2 separate regions of the Homo sapiens genome follow, and region 2 is linked to region 1. A link is a contact called in ENCODE Hi-C or POLR2A ChIA-PET data. All regions are on one chromosome and are shown on one strand. The core of a region is the stretch at or near the end of the contact, and the rest is flanking DNA. Distances in the headings are between cores, read along the strand shown. Region 1 overlaps FAM24B (family with sequence similarity 24 member B). Region 2 holds the start of BUB3 (BUB3 mitotic checkpoint protein).

The links. Hi-C counts contacts between places; a loop is a spot of excess contacts on that map. ChIA-PET counts read pairs that join two places held with the same protein, here RNA polymerase II (POLR2A). Pooled maps may share reads with other maps.
Region 2: a map of endothelial cell of umbilical vein shows a loop between it and region 1 (4-fold over the local background). The contact joins the promoter of BUB3 here to the enhancer-like site in region 1. A Hi-C loop is called at or near these places in 2 of 168 maps with a recorded cell type or tissue (IMR-90 and endothelial cell of umbilical vein) and 2 of 50 pooled maps. POLR2A ChIA-PET finds 5 or more read pairs at or near these places in 1 of 52 experiments (activated CD4-positive, alpha-beta T cell).

What each region holds. Positions count from the first base shown.
Region 1 is chr10:122,849,554-122,855,336 of GRCh38, forward strand. FAM24B (family with sequence similarity 24 member B) reads right to left here. Exons shown (of 4, transcript NM_152644.3): 3 at 871-997. The coding sequence starts at 962. All of the region lies in intron 2 of FAM24B-CUZD1 (FAM24B-CUZD1 readthrough), which reads right to left. Among named protein-coding and RNA genes, the nearest start is that of CUZD1, 6.6 kb to the left of the region's middle. RefSeq lists a silencer at 5,140-5,434 and an enhancer at 5,140-5,434. Within about 2 kb of position 1,323, at least 4 of the 41 ENCODE cell types and tissues checked have a DNase peak (open chromatin) inside an H3K27ac peak, as active enhancers do; they include endothelial cell of umbilical vein, where a contact is called at or near this core.
Region 2 is chr10:123,150,986-123,156,635 of GRCh38, forward strand. BUB3 (BUB3 mitotic checkpoint protein) reads left to right here and starts at 3,417. Exons shown (of 8, transcript NM_004725.4): 1 at 3,417-3,500; 2 at 3,933-4,127; 3 at 4,673-4,742. The coding sequence starts at 3,933. RefSeq lists enhancers at 247-466, 3,088-3,382, 3,102-3,271, 3,108-3,267, 3,998-4,067 and a cis regulatory region at 3,187.

The DNA of each region.
Region 1 (5,783 bases), core at 73-2,572:
ACCAGCCCTACATTAAAGCTCTCTCCCCCATCCCAAGTTCCTCTCGAATCCTTTCCTCTTCTATGATTGCTATAAATGTAAACTGAGGTTACAAAAGCAAGAGTGAGTGATTTTGCAAGCAAGGTCACCCAACTGGTCACTGCAGGCCCCCGAGATGCAGGAATGATGGGAAGGTGCTGCATTTGGCTGTGTCCCAGGCTCCGGGATGTGCCATTGTGAACTCCTTAGAATGGGGACACAATTGCATCTGACAACCAATCTCTCTGGTACTTAAAGGGTCTTCTCCCCAAAATGCAATCTTATCTGACCTACCCTCCCTTGTCCACTGTTCCCCAGGTTTTTCACACGGTTCAGCTGTCCCTGAGATCTAGAGCCCCAGTCATTTTCCCCAAGGCCTCCAGAAACAAATGGAGGAATATCCTGAGAGCTCCCAATTCAGGCAAGAAGAGATCAATCCAGCCCGTCCTCCACATGAGCACAAGGCAGAGCTCGTTCATGCAGCCTCCCCCACAGAATCTGCAGCCTACAGTGCCCAGGACAGAGGGAGTCTTGGCCAAGGTGCTGAATTAAACACCTGATGGTAAACTTAGTGAGGTCCAGTGACAGCCAAGCAGCGCTGACACTCACAGGCCAAAGCTGAGAACATTCTACCAACCCCAGCCAGGAAGAAAAAAAATAAGATTCTACACTCAGCTGTCTTTGCTTTTACAAAGCTGCCTGTTCTTCTTGACTTCACCCAGGGTATGGCCACAGCAGCAAGGAATGACCTTGCTCCAACAGGAAGCCCAGGTATCCCACTGAGGAAGTGCTATCCCCTTTTCCCCATGTGACTCACTTTAGTACGTTGTTTATTTTGAACTTGTGACTCACTTTAGCGCGTTGTGTATTTTGAAGTAAAGACAGAGCACGACAACTATCAGCAGGAGCAAGGCCGCCAGGATACCACCAGCGATGACAGGCATAATCACTGTATGGAGGTCAAAAGACTTCGATGTACCTAGGCAGATAAGTGCAAGCAAGCACTGAGCCCACGTGGTCTCCCTCCCCACACAACCACTAAGCAATGCCAATGTCAGGGGAGGAAGAAGAAACCCCAAACACAGATCCTTATGTGTGTAAAACACAAATGTCTTCCCAGGGCGGCCTAGGATCCCAAGCTGGCCCAGAGATGGAAAAAAAGAAATAAAAAAAGTCAGTTTGTCAATGAAAAGGAATGGAAATGCAAAGTCCAGAGAGAAGGCTATCAGAAGGACAAACAGTGGGAAGAATCTTTCCCTTTCACAGGTGTGATATGCGGCTGGAAATAACAAGCAGGCCTGCAGTGGAGCTGATGGCGTCACTCCCCAGCACCTGGGCCTCCTGAGCTATACTCATTTTCAGAGTCAGAAATGACCCCCCACTGGATATCAGGCTCAAAGCTCTTCTGTGGAAATGACTGTTTCCAAATGTTACTGTCCCAACAATACTGAGAATATGCAAATCCATTTTGTAAATGATGCATGTTTTAGGAAAAGAACTTTACAATTCTTCCTCTGACAACTGGCATTTTTCCTCCTAAATCTTAAATTCTCCCAAGAAATCCAATTTGAGATAATAAATTAGTTTAACTTTCTGAAACTGGGAAAAAGTGAGTCAGGGGAGAAGAATAAACAATCTGATTGCCAAAGCATACTTACCACCTTCTAACTCCTCATGGCTGGATGAAAGCCAACAGTAAAAAAAAATTACAATCAAAGTAAACTTTAGGGAACAGGACATCTCATCACGAATTTCTCAAACCTTTAATTTGAGAAAGAAAATTCTAATGATTAACATCCAAAGTTGAAGAGCTTGCTTTTAGAAGCAGTCTTCCAGCAGAGCTAGCAGAATGGATATCCACAATCTAGTTCCAACTTCTGTGCCAATCAGGACACACGCTGTGTGACATCAACGCTCTGGACACCAGCTCTCTTTCATGGAGTTCTGAATTCCATTCCACTTCCAGATATATTTTAGCACCAATGGAAGTAGATATGCCTAAATACTCTCTTAAGCCATGGAATACTCAATCTCCCCTTTTCAGGCTTTGTTTCCCTCAGAGAAAAGTTTTAGTTAAGAGTCTGATTCCCAGAGATGCTATGTTATATTATTTTAAATGTCCAGTTTTCAAAAAAGCCTATAAGAAAGTATGGCCCATAAAGGAGTGGGGGAGCAATAAATAAAAACTGTTTCTGGAAGAAGCCCAGACATTGGCCCTACTAGAAAATACTTTTAAAGTCTTTTAAATATGTTCAAAGGAATCCATGTCCAAAAAACTAAAGGAAAATATGAGAATAATGTCTCATCATAAAAAATACCAATAAAGATAAAAATTATCAAAATAACCAAATAGAAATTATGTCATTGGAAACTACAATAACTGAAATGAAAAATTCACTAGAAGGGCTTTCATAGCAGATTGGGATTGACAGAAGAATCAGTGAACTTGAAGATAGTTGAGATTATCCAAACTGCAATACAGAAAGAAAAAAAAATGGGTAAAAGTGAACACAGGACTTCTGGTTTCTGCACAAACATGTGAAGGGCTTGGGAGTCATCATTCCCATCCTCACAACAAGTAAAAAGCTGAATAAAGTGGCTGAATAAAAGCTGAATCAACAACTCTTAAGTCAACCAGAAAATTGAAGTCACAGGGCAAACAGCCACCCCCAAAACTAAAGAGAGAGGTGAATACAGAGAATCCCAGCTTAGGAGCAGAAGCCATTGCCAGAGCCAGCAACTGGTAAGAACACTTACATGGTAACTGATGTCTTCCTGGATGATGAATAGGGACTAGCGGAATATTTAAAAACTCCTGAGGGCCCAATTTTGTTTTGTTTTGTTTTGTTGGGTGGGGGCACACATTCATGAGTCATATCTCCAGGAACTCACCAGGTTCTTATAATGAAGACAACAGGAAAATTCCTTTCTGTTTTAGTCTCCACTGACACTGCAGTGGAGGTGGCCTTATTACCACTGCGAGATAATAAAAGTCATGAAATTTCACCAGGCCTCCTCTGATGCCACCCCAGAAGTTAAGTGGAAAGTTGCCCCATTATCTATTGAGTCAGAGAAGAAATCCAGACTCCCCAAGGGGTCTCCACTGATACCACAGGGGTCAGAGGTGAGTCTCTGCTCTTTATTCAGCCTTCTCTGACACCACCCTGGTGGAGGGGTGCTTTGGGACACTTCTTTACAGCTTGGTAACAGTAGACATCTAGGCTCTCTACTCAGTCTTCGCTGGTGGAGTTGGGATAGGGCCATAGCTTTTTCTATGGTGTTTGCCTAGAATGCAGAAGCTATTGTCTAAAAGTTTTCTGTCTTGTTGAGTTGCCCATTTCCTGGTCTTTTGGCCAGAAAAACCAGTTTCTTGGTGGGGCTCTTTTGTCTGAACCCATTGGTGTTTCCAAGTTGCTCACTTCTTCAGCTCCAAGTTTAGGAATCCGAGACAAAAAGCAAAACTTAGGGAACTCACTACCATGCTATTACTTTGATCCCAAGGTCCCTAGCTAGCCTTCCTTCTTCTCTCCACCTATTCAAGTCTTATGTTTGTTTTATATATAATGTCCATGGATTTTAGTTGTACTTAGGAAGAATAAGAAAAAGTATCTCTTCCCATAAGTGGAAGTCCCCTATATGGGAAATTTTTAAATCAGTCCTCTGCTTAAAAGCCACAGCCTCTGCACCAACCCTACACTTGCTCAATCCTGAAAATGAGTGTTTCCTTACATTTTGTACCCTGGGCCCTTCGCATGTGTTATCCAGCCCATATCTCAACATAACATCTTTCCAGCCTCATCTCCCTCTCCATTATCCCACACCCCATGTATTTTCATGCCTGTGACCTGGTTAGATGGCCCTCCCTGTCCCTCGCCTCCTCTATCTGCTGAAACACCAATCCTGCAAGACTTCAATAAAATGCCATGTCCTTATAAAACCTTCACTGATTTCCACCTCTCTCCCTCCCGTGTTAATTGCTCCTCTCCCTATGTATCCATGCCCTTTGTTTGTGCCTATATGGAAATTTGAATTGTTGACTAGGTGTAGTGGTTCATGCCTGTAATCCCAGCACTTTGGAAGGGTAGGGCAAGAGGATTGGATTGAGCTCAGGAGTTTGAGATCAGCCTTGGCAATATGGTGAGACCCCATCTCTACAAAAAATTTTAAAAATGAAAGTGAAAATAAATTAGCCAGGTGTGGTAGCAGATGTCTGTAGTCCCTACTTGGGTTCAGAGGGATATAACCCTAAATAAGCTTAGTCATCATTAAGGAGCTAGGCCCTGTGGACCCTCCCCATGGGGGTGACTACTTCATCTCTCGGTTTCCCTCTATTTCTGTGGTTACCTGATTGCTGTTTGATAGTCTGTGGGCTTGTGCATTTAAAGTTTGCTTTTTCAAGGTGTCTGTGAGCTCTGTGGGGGCAGGAGCTCTGCAACCCTAGGTATCAGAGAACCTAGAACCTATTAGGTGCTGGCACATGTTATGATCAATGACTGAAATCTGAATTTTGTCAGTCTGGTACTCACTTTTTCTGACTGAGCCTCTAAATTTAGACAGTGCAGTGACTCAGACATAGCAGTTAAACCCTGACCAATATTATTTCATTTATTAAAAAGAATGCATACTTTCTACATTGCTTGTAAGTCACCAACATTTAACTACTTCCAATGTGTTTTAGTAATATCTTTCTGAGTTGCAATGAAGGCAACCAGGAGGCAACAACTAAAACCTCTGTTTGAAAGATGAGGAAACTAAAGCTCAGAGAGTGGAAGTGACTCCCTTGGGTCACACAGCAAGTCACTGGCAGCAAAGAAACTAGGACCTAGTTCTATAATCCTTCCCTCCATCTCCTGCTTCCCAAGTCCAATGCTCTTCCACCCCCAGCCTTCCTGAACCTTCTGAAATGATGTGTTGTTCCCCATTCCCAGTCCCCCAACTCTATTATTCAAAGGCCATGATTTTGGCTGTCAGCTGAAAGATCTGCAAATAAATCCCGTTGCATTTCATTTAAGGAAGGGGCTGATTTTTGTGTTGATGTTTTCATTCGAAGCAATATCTCACTGATGATTCACATGTGGTGACTGCTTAAGAGTATTGAGAGGGATGGGGCCATGTGTTCCAGATGGCAAAAGGTAGGCAGCAACTGTGCTCAGAATCAGTGAGTTCAACTTTGCAAAATGCGATTCCCAATACAGGGGCTGGCCTTTTCTCTATGGAAATTCTCTGTAATACACATCCACAAGGACTTTCACCCAAGTCAGTTATTTGCGAACTGCCCATCCTGTGACTAACACCTGTGACTAACCACTAACAAATGGTGCAAACACCCCGATGCCTGCTAAATTGCATCTCTGGTGACAGAAGCATCCTGGATCCAAAACTACATAAGCCTGTGAGCTCCCTACTTGACCCAGTTCCCATCTCTGTGCCTCCTCCACAGCTCCTTCTGCTCCGCTCCCGGGAAACTTATCTTTACCTTCAGACTCTTGGTGCAGATGGGGACCTTGCTATGGCCCTGGCAAATGCCATGAGAAGAGTTGGGTTTTGCCCCAGAGAGAGGATCTCCTTAACTGAATCTTTTATTCTCAGAGAAATAAAGATTGTGGTGAACAATATGCAATCGGATTTTATGAACTGCCAAGGTTTGAAGACAGTTTCTGTGTCTTTGTAAAATCCAAATGGCACATTTTACTATACGTCCCAGAACCAGATTACACCTCTCTTCCCATCTCCGAAATTCCCATCCAGTCTTTCCCTCACCAAAC
Region 2 (5,650 bases), core at 2,167-4,666, 300 kb after region 1:
CGATTGCCTTCTGGGAACAAGCGAGCTGGGTGCCCAGCGGCATATTCCCGGCACTGGGCTCGCCTTGAGCTTGGCCACAGCAGCTCCCGCTATGACATGCCCTGTGCCGCGCACTTCCTCTCCAGGGGTATAAAGCAGGCGATGGCGCTGCTTGTACCTAGTAAAGCCTCCACTTTGCTCGCCGCGAGCTTGGCGCGACCAGCTTGTCGCTGCGCCCAGCTACCCGGCCGGTGGCAGAGTTATGTGTCTCGCGCGGAGAGGGAACTGGGCGCGGTGAGGCAGTTCTGCGGCTCAGGAGAGATCCGAGGCCCGGGACCAGGCAAAGAAGGTGAGGGAGGCAAAGGCGCTTCCCTACACTCTTTTGTTGTTAATAGTTTGCATTGGTTCAGCGTGTGGCTGGATCACCGGCTAGCACGCGGCCGCTTGCTCTGAATGGAACCTTGACGCGCGGCGGGGGCGCCCACGGACTTCCTCGCCCTGACACCTGCGGCCGCGCAGGGGCTGGGAGGGCGCTGCACCGAGAGAATAGCCGCGGGAGTATCATGCAAATTGCAGATTCTCGCTCCCAATAGATTGCAGCCACCTGTTCTTGGCAAAACCTCGGAAAAGGAAGCCTGAGCTTGGAGGAAGCCGGTGGTTCAGCACCACCTGGGGCGAGCTCCTCCGGCCTCTGGCTGGGCAGAGCGGATGCAAAGGAGCCTGGAGTCCGCAGCGCTGAGGCCCTATCTCATCCGCTAGAAGGAAAACATTTGCGTGTGAGAGTTGACTCTGAGCTGCAAGGCATCGAAATCATCTACATTTTGTGAATATATACAGGATATCTGTAAACATCTATGTGACTCGCAGTATTTTTTGTAAACTGGCCAAACATATTCTATCTCATGTTGTCCATTTTGAGATCATGTTTTTTCTTCTCACATTAGATTTCATAAAAATCACAATCTATTCCAGGGTGATGTCAGAAGGATGTTACCCAAGAACACATCTGCCGACACTAGCTTAGTTCAATTACATTTATTTCAACTGAGCTTACATCAGTAAATATTTACTGGGCCCTAGTACATGCTGAGAAACTATGCTATTGGGTAGTCAGATAAAAGAGACAGTGGATTCGTTTTCTTGTGATTTATCGTATACATATACTTCGTTTCAATGAAATTCTTTTGCTTCAGATGACCCTTTTGAAATTTTTTCTAATGTTCTTGGAATATTCCACGAAAAAACCAAACTGCGTCCAAAGAACTGCTTCTATAGGAATATTCCATCCATATCATTTTTGTTTGCATTTCAATAGATTACAGTTTTTACAAGAGATCATGGTTTTAACAGTATTGGGTCACTGTATCCTCTGTAGGTTTCCCTTATAGGAAGTGGTTTCTTATAGCCATTTCAGTCACTTAATGACAGTGATTTGTGCCCTTAAAATTTTAGGGAATGATCCTTTTCCAGTTTGTCATGATGTGTATATTTCATTCTTTTTACTAATCCAGAAACTAGCTGTCAACCGTGATCCAACAGTATAATTAGTTCTTAGGAATTCCTCTCTCACAGGTAACTAGGTTTTACACACACACACACACACACACACACACACACACACACACACAACTTTGCATTTGGATTTAAATGTTCAGGACTCCATTGTTGCCAGATTTCCTGTCTCAAGACTATCAATTCATTTGAATAATCAGCAAAATCATCAGCCTCCTTTCAGCCTCTAAACTGGATTTAAAAGATTGACGTTTCTTAAAACTCAAATCGAGTCGGGCTGCAACTGCATGCCCAGAGGGACCTGAATCATACACACACTGGATAATGAAATACACTTAGATTTTATTAGTGGGTAATTCATGCTCAGAATCTTGGAACAATAATATAATTAAATAAACAACTGGGAGAAGGAACCAGATAAGTCAGGAGGTAAAATTATTTAGCTAAAGTTAGAATGGAAGTAAGGAACTGCATTTCAAAATTTTGAATTCAGCCATTAACTTGTGGAAAGAGAAGAGATAGAGAACCAAGTACCAGGACTGGCAAGGAAGGAGGGCAAGAGTCTTTCAGCAGTAATGTCATCAATGCAGTAGGCAGAAAGGTTGTTGTTGTATGTGTGTTTCTTGTGTCAGGAATCACAGAAAGAGGTGCATCCAATTCAGGGTGTGTGAATGCATAAAGATCATCAACACTTTCTCATTAATGTCCCTTAAAAGTTAATCACTTTAACCCCACAATTTTCTCTCACTTCACACAAAATCAAATAAAACGATATATATTTTTCTTTTACAAAAGGCAGTGAAAAAGCGGTTAAAGCATGGATTAAATTGAAATTTTTCAGTGAGCCTTTGACATTCAAGAATAACTCAGTCACTTCATTCTACTGATTAAGTATTGCTTTTCTTTCATGGAGATAAAATAATTTCTCATACTCAAGCAACCTTCTTGATCCTCATTTCTAGAGGATTCTAGAAAACAGCAAATGGAGCACACTGAGCCTGCAACTTTGGGGAGTGGCAGGACAGAGTGGAAGGGGAGAGGCTTGTAGCTGTCGTTTCAGGACCCTTCAAAAAAGAGCTCTAAAAGAAGTGGTGGGAGCTTTAACACATTGCAGAGTACTGTCTCCCAGGCTGTTCACCCTTCTGAAGGGGGGTTCCTGAAGGGCAAAGGCTGGTCTGATTACATGCATCTTTCCAGAGCCTCTCACCAGGCCTGGCGCCAGTGGAGGCTCAATAAATGTTTGTGGAAAGATGGGGTGGAGAGATAAAGCATAATATAAATATGAATGGGTTTCTTCAGCAGAACTTGAGACAATGGGAAATGGGAGACCCTGGTTTATAGGTGGAAATTCCCAAGAAATGAGAAAAAAAAAATCAAGGCAAAATAATGCAGTTGATAGAGCAAATATTTCCTCCTCTACATCAACTTTTGGTTAGCTTCACGGGCGTGTGCACGCCCAGGGATAGGGAGACAACTTTAGGACTATATAAGTATTGCCCAAAATGGGATTCTTGTGTTTCAGAGACTAACTTCAAGGGGAGGGCGCCATGGACAGAGCTGTAAAGATCTTTCCCGCTTTCTATGAAGAGGGCGGGCAGAGCGTCAGCCCCTAGAAAACTACATTTCCCAGAATGCCATACGCAGGCGGGAGAGGGCATGAACAGAGCCTTGGCGCGATGCTCCTTGGGAGGTGTAGTTTCCACGCGTCCAGCTCGAACGCTGATGCCCCAGCGCGGTGGTAAAATGAGCCCACGTGATCGGAAAAGCAGCGGTTTCCCTTTGAGCCGGAACAGGATGACTGGGTTGACCGATGCTGGGCAGCTGAGCGGACCAATCGGCCCCCTAGACTGAGACGTTGGCGTTTGAAATCAGCCAATGGCAGGTCTACACTGGAGCTTCCTCTCCGCCTCCTTCGCCTAGCCTGCGAGTGTTCTGAGGGAAGCAAGGAGGCGGCGGCGGCCGCAGCGAGTGGCGAGTAGTGGAAACGTTGCTTCTGAGGGGAGCCCAAGGTAGGGAGGCGAGGCGACGGTGTGCGGGAGCGGGCTCTCCAGGGACTTCCCGGGTCCGCAACTGGCAGGGCCGTTCGATTCGCAGGGGATCCCGTTTCGTTTCTGTTGTTTTCCCTTTATTTTTAGGAGTGCCCGGGGCGACGGGACCCCGGGAGAGGGGAAAGGGAACAGTCTGGGGTCCGGGCATCGCTGTGGGCCGGGCTGGGTTTAGGGGGACGGCGGTGCGGGCTGGGCCGGTTTGGGCGCGGCGGGGGCCGGATGATGGGGCGAGTCCGGACCTTGGCGGGCGAGTGCTCGGCGCAGGCGCAAGCGCAGAGTCTCCTCGCGGTCGTCCTCTCGGCCCCTCCCTCTGGGGGGACCCCCAGTGCCAGGCTGTCAGTGCGCAGCCCCAGCCCGCGGGACCCCTGGGGACTCTGGGCGCCTGTTCTGCAGATGACCGGTTCTAACGAGTTCAAGCTGAACCAGCCACCCGAGGATGGCATCTCCTCCGTGAAGTTCAGCCCCAACACCTCCCAGTTCCTGCTTGTCTCCTCCTGGGACACGTCCGTGCGTCTCTACGATGTGCCGGCCAACTCCATGCGGCTCAAGTACCAGCACACCGGCGCCGTCCTGGACTGCGCCTTCTACGTAGGTGCCCTCCCGCCCTGCTCCTGCCCTCTTACTGTGTTAACGATTCTCCACGTGAGGAGCGTTTCTTTTCCAGTGTTGGGTAGAGGCGTCTGTCGGTGGGGTTATTTGGACAGTTCTTTAGCTTTTCAGGAGCATCTGCCTTGAACCTGTACCGTTTTGGGTTGGAGACATGCAGACATTGGAAACTCCGTCTCCCCTTTTCTGTTACACGCTTGTGGAGTAACTCTAAACTTTCTGAAAATACGATCATTATATTTGCAACAATACTGTTTTGGCTGCCGTATTGAAAGGAACCGTTTAGGGGAAATGTATGTTTACCCTCAGCTAGCGTGTTGGCTAGGATAAAGCAGCCCTCCTTTAATTTCCAGACACAGGAGTTTAGTGACCACTTGCTTTTTTATGCTGTTTTTTGGTTTGTTTACCATGAATAGTTGAGCCCAGTGCATATCCCGAGCATAAACTGAACACTTGCTTGTAGAAATAAGAATGTTGAAACCCTTTCAAAAGTTCTAGTTTTTAAACGGTTCAAAACTATTTTATAGGATCCAACGCATGCCTGGAGTGGAGGACTAGATCATCAATTGAAAATGCATGATTTGAACACTGATCAAGGTAATGTGACCATATCTTTACCAGTTTGTTTTCTTGGCTAGTGTTCTTAAGTATAAATGTTTATGTAGGAAGAGTGGTTCCTAAATTGCTTAGTTACTAAGTTGCTTAAGTACAGGTGGCTTGAATTTAGGATTTTTTTAATTTAAATGATAACCATTAAGTTACTGATTACAGAATATTATGCATGTATTTTTGCAGTAAAGCCAGTTATGGTCGCCATTGTCAGTGTTTACATAAATTGACACTCAAGTATTTGGCCTTTATTTTGTCCTTAGAAGTGGGCTGGATCCCAGACTGGCCAGCGTTTCATTAGGATTTTCCACTACAATGCTGATGTTTTGAGAGTTCAGTTTTTAGAAGCTAATTTAGTTTTCAGAAGCTAAAGGTAGATTTAAAACCTGACAAAAAATAGGCAATCATGTCTATATTAATTGTGTTTGTTTTAGGTATTTAGCAAAATATGTTTCCGTTGCATTTTTTGAATGAGTAACTAGATGATACATTTCCTTTCGGTTAAGTAATTTCTTAGAGATCCAGATATGAAATGACTTACTCAAATTTTTTTGGTGACATTGGCACAGTGTTAGAGATTGGACTGGAGCCCAAATGCATAGAGCTCTCTAGCTGAACATTTGTTTGCATGTGTATTCATCAGACATAGGTATTCTAAGGAGATAGGAGGGTACAGAGATATGACTAGAGAGAAGATGAGTTGAGCAACAGGAGAATGGATGGAGGATGGCCACATTTTGTCAAAAAACTAAGCACCCAATTAGAAGAGGCTTTTGCATGAAAGCTACTTCTTCTGTAACTTATACTGCAGGTATTGGGTTTTGTTTGCCAGTAGCTTACCCTGTGTAATAAGTAAGCTTGTAAGTCTAGGTTCTATTTGTTCAGAAACTTGTAGG